3 separate regions of the Mus musculus genome follow, and all the other regions are linked to region 2. A link is a loop called in an ENCODE intact Hi-C map of the cell type or tissue named here. Cell type or tissue: left cerebral cortex. All regions are shown on one strand.

Region 1 (2,500 bases), 330 kb after region 2:
TCCGTAGAGTACAGATGCATCTGATATCAAATGGAGAATTTAACATTTTAAACTGATTCATGCATTATAAATGGCTACTATATAACCTTGAAATTTTTTGTCAAAAATATTCAAGCAGATAGATTTTAAAGAGAAACTCATGAGCATAATTCAGGTAAGGGGTAATGAATCGTTAAGTTTAGCTAAATTGGAAGTTCTGGCAAATCTTTGTAATCCAAATCGTCTTCTGAGTTCCACTGCCAAACCTAAAGATGCTAAAGCTACCATATCTGACAGTGTGTGTGACAAGTTTTGCAGGTACCAGAATGACTGGAAGCAGAGCAGAGAATCCTTATTTCACAATGATAAAGTACTCATCTAGTCAGTTTAGGTCTTTAGAGAAATCATGATCTTGTACATGCCATTTCTACTTTTTAATGTGTAAAGATAAAACCATTTTGTCCTTCCTAATATAATAAATATAATAAATGTTAAAAATATGCAACATAGTAATAAACCATTTCTATTTTCTCAATACAGGTTGGGAAATTATATGCTCTATTGAAAGAAGGAATCATTAGAATGATAATATAAATATTAAAATTCAAAAATGCAAGACCATATCTATAGACAAATTCTAGCACAAGCAGTAGATTTTAAAATTTATTGTGATATATAAAAACCATAAAATTATTTTATATGTAAAGAAGAGTCAAGAAATATTGATGGGCTGGAGAGATGGCTCAGCCTTTAAAGGCTAGGCTCACAACCAAAAATATAAGGGTTTGGTTCCCAGCACCCACAGCTGTCTCTCCAGCCACCTTTTTTTGTTGGTGTTGGACACAGCATCCGCACACACAGACTACTAATATCATTTTTAAAAAAAACAGCTGTTAAAAATGTCATCGGTATGTAAAATGAATAAATAAGTAAATGAAAAAAAAGAAAAAGAAAGTAAAAAGGGATTTTGAGTATATGTTCAGTGTTACTGGAATGTCGACCTGGAGACCCCAAAGATCTTCTGAAATCTTATGTATACAACCCATAGAACAAGATGACTACAAGTGAAAGGTTTGGGTTTTTTTTACATCTTTATATCTGTATTGAAGTAGAAGATCTGGATTCCATAATGGAGTCCAATTTATGCTGAAGCAGACTATGTTCTCCAAGCAATACTTGATTTTATTTTTGAAGACTGGAGAACTCATAAAAGCCCAAGAGCACCCTCTAGTGAGACTTTTGTGATAGGCCTAGGGACTTCCTCTTGACCTTCACCATCCCTTTCTAATGACCTTTAATTTTCCAGTGTGTGCACCCTGGCTTCCTACTGTCTGGCCTTAGTGATCAGCAGATCCCAGCGAAGGCGGCAAGCTTGGAAAGTGTCTCCGAGTGAAAGGGCTAGGACCTGGGGTCCATCGTTCTCATGGCTTTGTTTTCACTCATAAAAGACCAGTCAATGGCCAACTAACTTTATTGTCTGTTAAAATGGTTTTCAGAACTAGTTAAGGGAACATAAGCAATAGAAGTCTGTAAATCATTTGTACTCTGAGATCTGCTATAATACAGCCAGGAGCATTTTTGTATTTCCAATATGAGGAATATGGCCAAGGTTATTAAGGTGATTTGGGGGGATGACGACCATGTGAGGAGTAGATAACAAAACTCTAGATTTGACCAGAGTATACCATATACATTTATTTAATGATTAAATTGAATTTTATAAATAATTGATGAGCATTGAAAAATAAATACTTCTAAAATGTAAAGAATGAGTAAATATAATTATATATGTACTCTTGTATTTTAGAAAGATGAATATAAAGAGACTGTCTTAACTGTGTTAGTTTGAGCTGTGAATATGTCATTCACTTAGATTAGTAACTGTTATATAACAATTGATACAAGGTTAATTATTACTTGAATTTATAAACAAGTTGACATAAAGTGCCACCGTTGGAAGGGAACTTAGAGATCTAGATCTTTCCACTTCAGACAAACAGAAGCAAAGCCCTGGTGTACCTAAATGTTAAGCAACTTGGCAAGATGGTTCAAGTGGATAATGGCAGTATTGGGCACAACAGAGACTCCTTGTGCTCATTTTAGTGTCCATATGCTACAATAGCCCCATTATTAAAGAGGCTGTAATGTGATCACATACGCTCATTCTCACTGATTTTGGACAATTCTTCATGCTTAGAGTGAAAGTGTGTGTCTTACTAGTCCCTCTCTTACTCTGTCTCCACTCTTGTATAAGGGAATAAGTTACTTTCTGGGTTGCTTCCAGACAGGAGATAAATCCATGGTTATGTAATGAGATCTCTTTATTCTAGAAACACTGTGCCACACTGTTTACTTGTGACTGACCCTTCAGTCAGATTAATATTCTAGAATTACTAGAAACTGTTCCTGTGAGACTCTGCTTCTGATTCATGTGTTCTGATAGTTTTATCTGTTAGTGTTCACAGAAGTATTATATAATCAAATTTTAAAAGTAATGGGGAAAGCTGTTGGCATTCATTAA
Region 2 (2,500 bases):
ATTTCCTGGATGTTTTGATTTAGGATCTTTTTGTGTTTTGTATTTTCTTTGATTGTTGTGCCGATGTTCTCTATGGAATCTTCTGCACCTGAGATTCTCTCTTCCATCTCTTGTATTCTGTTGCTGATGCTTGCATCTATGGTTCCAGATTTCTTCCCTAGGATTTCTATCCCCAGCGTTGCCTCACTTTGGGTTTTCTTTATTGTGTCTACTTCCCTTTTTATGTCTTGGATGGTTTTATTCAATTCCATCACCTGTTTGTTCGTGTTTTCCTGCAATTATTTAAGGAGTTTTTGTGTTTCCTCTTTAAGGTCTTCTAACTGTTTAGCTCTGTTCTGCTGTATTTCTTTAAGTGAGTTATTAAAATCTTTCTTGATGTCCTCTACCATCATCATGAGATATGCTTTTAAATCCGGGTCTTGCTTTTCAGGTGTGTTGGGGTGCCCAGGACTAGGTGGGGCGGGAGTGCTGCATTCTGATGATGGTGAGTGGTCTTGATTTCTGTTAGGATTCTGACGTTTGCCTTTCGCCATCTGGTAATCTCTGAAGGTAGTTGTTATAGTTGTCTCTGGTTAGAGCTTGTTCCTCAGGTGACTCTGTTAGCCTCTATCAGCAGACCTGGGAGATTAGCTCTCTCCTTAGCTTCAGTGGTCAGAGTATTCTCTGCAGGCAAGCTCTCTTCTTGCAGGGAAGATACCCAGATATCTGGTGTTCCAACCTCCCTCCTGGAAGAGGTTGTGTTCCACTCACCAGAGGTCTTAAGATTCCGTGGAGGGACCTGTGAGGACCTTGGGGATGTCCGGAAACTCTGCGCGCAAGGAACCCCGGTGCTGGAGTGGACCAGAAGGGACTTATGCCCCTGATCAGGCCTGGTTATCTGTTTCCCTAGTTAATGCAGTTTGAGGTCCTGTGCGATTGGATTGGAGCAGATGCTGTGTTCCACTCACCAGAGGTCTTAGGATTCGGAGGGGGATCCTGGTGGGTCCTTGCGGGTGTCCAGAGACTCTGTAGGCAAGGCACCCCAGTGCTGGGGAGGACCGGAAGGGATTTGTGCCCCTGATCAGGCTGGGTTAGCTGCTTCCCTAGTTAATGCAGTCTCAGGTCCCGCGATTGGATTGGAGCAGACGCTGTGTTCCACTCACCAGAGGTCTTAGGATCCCGAGGGGGATCCTGTGTGCGTCCTTGCGGGTGTCCGGAGACTCCGCAGGCAAGGCATCCCGGTGCTGGAGTGGACCGGAAGGGACTTGTGCCTCTGATCAGGCCGGGTTATCTGCTTCCCTAGTTAATGCCGGATTATTCTTTCTTTAAAATTGCTGTTTTTTAAAAAACAAATGGACCGCATACTTGTCTTTTTTATTATTTAAAGTTCCAAAATTATCATTTCTGTTAAACCAGACAATCTTTTAAATGTAGATTTTATGTTAGAGTAATTTTTTATTTCTGCCAGCAGGTGGAACCCTTTAGATTTATTTTGTCTCAGTGCAAGATAAACGAACTCTCTGTGATCCATTTTCATTTATAAGAATAGTTTTATTTAATGTTTGTTTCTGAAATACGATGAGTACATAAGAATAGTCAACATATATTCCCTACAAAATTTCATCATTAGTGAAACTCCCACTAATATATTTAATTGAACTTCAATTTCACAGACACTTCATCAAATTGCACTGGTCAAAGTGTAAATTCTCAAGATATTCTTTGTATCTCCAATGGTAAGGAAACACATAACCTAAAGGATCCTCCATTCTATAGAATAAGGGTTTGCAAATATTTTATGTAGTCAATTAGTAAATGTTTACATTCTATGAGACTTACTGTGTTTATCAAAACTATCTATTACTATGATGGTTCAAAAACACACAGATAATATGTGGGCAGGTTTAGTCTTTGGACTCTGGTATTTATCTTACCCCTGCTCTTGGCCAGAACGTCCTGAACTTGCTTGTGAATCTGAATCAACAGGATATTTTAAATTTCAGATAGTGCAGTCAGTTCTCCAGAGCATGTGATTAGGCAGGTCTCTGAAAGGACTTGAAGATATGTATCACTAGTAAGTTTCTAAGTGGTGCTGATGTTGTTGGTTCCAGGTACAGATTTTACCCTGGAAACCATACTCTAGGCCATATCATCATTTCTGCAGCTATTTGTTTGTTTATTATCTTTGTGTGTATAGTGTGTGTGTGTGTGTGTGCTCATGCGTGTGTGTATGCTTGTGTGAGTGTCTGAGTCTGTGGATATGTGCCACATAAGTATTGGTATTCAGAAGGGAGCATTGGACTCTCTGAAAGTGGAGTTACAGGTGGTTTTGAACTACCTGATGTGGGTACTGAGAATGGAAGCCAGGACCTCTGGAAGAGCAGCAAGTTCTTGGAATGACTGAGTCATCTCTCCTGGCCTCTGTTGGTTTATTTCTAAAATAGTCTTTAAACAGGTAGAACAGATATCATAACATGAACTTGCAATATTTTCTAAAGAGACAATTTGTGAAGTAATAGAT
Region 3 (2,500 bases), 760 kb after region 2:
TACAGTCACAGGATGAGAGTGACCCAGCTATTGTGCATTGTTGTGCACTTAACTATTGATTAAGAGCCATAGATTGCTGTCCTGGCAGCAGGAGTGGGTGGTCTTTTACAAGCAAAAACCCTGGTAAGCAAAGCCAGCAAAGGCAAGACCATCTATCTCTGAAAAGCAGTGAATAGCTCAGAGAGCTTCCTCTTTCCCTGATATTATCTGTATAAATTACCAGTTATGGCACAGGATCATGTTGATAATTTATATACCAAAATGACATGCCAAAGAATAATAATTAAGCAGAGATGTACACTAGTGAAAAAATTATCCCAGCGAAGTTTACTTTTGAGAAAGATTAGCTAATTAGCCAAGTATGACATTTGAAGGCAAGTCCCCTTCTACTCTTAATAGTAGCTCTGTCTCCACTTTGAGGAGTTAGCAGGATTGTAGGGCAGAAATATTTTCTGGCGTGAAAAGGAAAGAATTCCTTCATTACTATAAGCAAAGTGAGGAGACAGGGAGAGTTGTGGAAAAGCAGAAAATCAGATCAGCACGCATAGAAAGTGGTTGCAAGAGCATGTCGACCTCAGAGCCCTAGAATGACCAAGCCAGGAAATATTTGTTGGCTGTACAAGCTTTGGCCTTGATTCGTATCTGCCATCAGAGCGAAGTCATCCACAGCTGTGATGCAACCACAGAATGTTATTAATGTCCTCAGCCCCTCTCATATGCAGTCTCTCATCCCAGGAGCCCAGTGTGCCTTAGGACTCTGCTTGGCTTCTCCCAAGACAACCCCATGGAGCATAAACATCTTCATTTATAGATGAAATAACTGGTCCACAAAGGCCCGACTCTGTTCTCTGGCTTCAAATGTGAAATGATTAATAGTCATGATGCTGACCCAGCACGTTGTGCTATTTTTTACATTATTTTGGGCTTCTCAGACAAAGGACATATTTTATCTTTCTCATTATTATTTTTAATTACTTTTCAGAAAAGTCAAGATAAAAAAAAGAAGAAGAATCTAACAAATATCCCATAGAGATATTTGGTATTTTCTCTCTCTCTTTTTGAGAATAAATTAAGATCTTCTCTGCTTCTCTATGCTGGATCTCTGCAGATAGTCACAGTCTCATGCCAGTTTTCAGAGGAATAAGGGCTCATTCTAATGGCTGCATCACAGTCCCTTCTGTGAAGAAACAGCCTTTTAAATTCCTGTCTGGACACTGAATAACTTGTTTTTGGTTTAAAAACTTTTAACAGTTTGACCTGAAAACTTTTAAACATTACTAATATACAACCTGGTTGTGAGTTTAGCAATAAATTTAGACCCAGTATGTGAAAAGCCAAAGAGAAGACTAGTGGCTTTTATTCTCCCTGGTGACCTGCACTAAATGTTGCATATTTACTTTGTAAATGAGGACACCCAGTGGCCAGCAAGTGAAAATATTCTAAACAATCCCCGACACTGTTAACATAAATATAAAGAGCTGTTGTCAGCACCCATTGATAGATAGCTTCTAGCATCTACTACCAAGCACTGGTTTCCCTGGGTCAGGCAAGAGTGGAGCCTGATAATTTTCTACCTCACTTTCCAGACTAGGTGTCTCTTTCCCTTTCATATAAACGTGGCTCGCCATCTTTGGCATCCACTGAATCGTCAGTGGCAGAAGGGCCTAGTAGAATATTTCTTAGGACAGATGAAGTCAGGAAGTTGAGAATAACTTAACAGAGATCAGAAATAATAAACAGATGAGTGTGGTTTAAAAGAAGTGAGGTAAGTTCATAAACCATAAGTTCATGGTGAAGACAGAGCCATGGTTATTAACTAATGAGAGAGTAAGGAAATTAAAAACAAAACCCAAGAGGAAGAACAGATGTGGGCCACCAGGGACTAGAAGGACCTCCTGGAACAACGGGTAGGCTCACCTCAGAGCAAATGAGCCCTGAGCTCCACTTATTCTCAGCAGTGTCTGTACAGTGTCTGTTATGGAGAAGTAACCAAAGAGAACACCTACCCCTTTGGGGGAATGTGTGGGACAGTGTCAGGGATCCAGTTAGCAACCTGTGTTCTTTCAGTTACAGTTAGAGTTGTACTTGTATTTGCAGTAGGTAAGGTAGAGCTGTCTTATGGCTGTAAGACAGGCACAAGGGAAAATGGGGAAGGCATTAACTTACTGTCATTATAAACTATCTAGTATGTGTGTAAAGTACAGCTATATTCTTAAACATTCAAATATGTGAACCATTTCCTTGTTTTTCTTAAGAAAATTAAACCTAAGACTCCTGGGTGACCAGTTTATATAGAAACCTAATGAAGTCTCAAGACTGTCTTCCCCTCCCCAGATTTGTACAAGACATGGGAAATCTAGGGAAGGGGTCACATCCTTGGTCCATAGTGAGCTTTGTAGTTGGCATTGCTTGACTCTCTGATCCTTTTGGCTTCTAGGAACTACTCCACTCTCTGTGGTTATAGATGCCCTCAACATGGAGCCTGAGTCCCTCGGATCAC

The links. Hi-C counts contacts between places; a loop is a spot of excess contacts. Peaks named below come from ENCODE experiments on the same cell type or tissue, not always from the same donor. Only the 100,000 strongest peaks of a DNase experiment are listed, where the experiment ranks them.
Region 1: it touches region 2 in a loop (4-fold over the local background); 17 of 42 quality-filtered maps call a loop at or near these places.
Region 3: a loop joins it to region 2, with 3 times the contacts of the local background. A loop is called at or near these places in 10 of 42 quality-filtered maps.

What each region holds. Positions count from the first base shown.
Region 1 is chr16:43,167,453-43,169,952 of GRCm38, forward strand. The region is part of intron 2 of Zbtb20 (zinc finger and BTB domain containing 20); the gene reads left to right. Among named protein-coding and RNA genes, the nearest start is that of Gm25873, 42 kb to the left of the region's middle. In left cerebral cortex, a CTCF peak has its summit at 1,201; a DNase peak (open chromatin) is centred at 1,235; H3K27ac peaks cover 181 bases.
Region 2 is chr16:42,834,679-42,837,178 of GRCm38, forward strand. All of the region lies in intron 1 of 4932412D23Rik (RIKEN cDNA 4932412D23 gene), which reads right to left. Among named protein-coding and RNA genes, the nearest start is that of 4932412D23Rik, 40 kb to the right of the region's middle. In left cerebral cortex, a CTCF peak has its summit at 1,457 (motif pointing right); no DNase peak of the experiment used is centred here.
Region 3 is chr16:43,591,600-43,594,099 of GRCm38, forward strand. All of the region lies in intron 9 of Zbtb20 (zinc finger and BTB domain containing 20), which reads left to right. Among named protein-coding and RNA genes, the nearest start is that of Mir568, 48 kb to the right of the region's middle. In left cerebral cortex, a CTCF peak has its summit at 1,418; a DNase peak (open chromatin) is centred at 1,407; H3K27ac peaks cover 624 bases.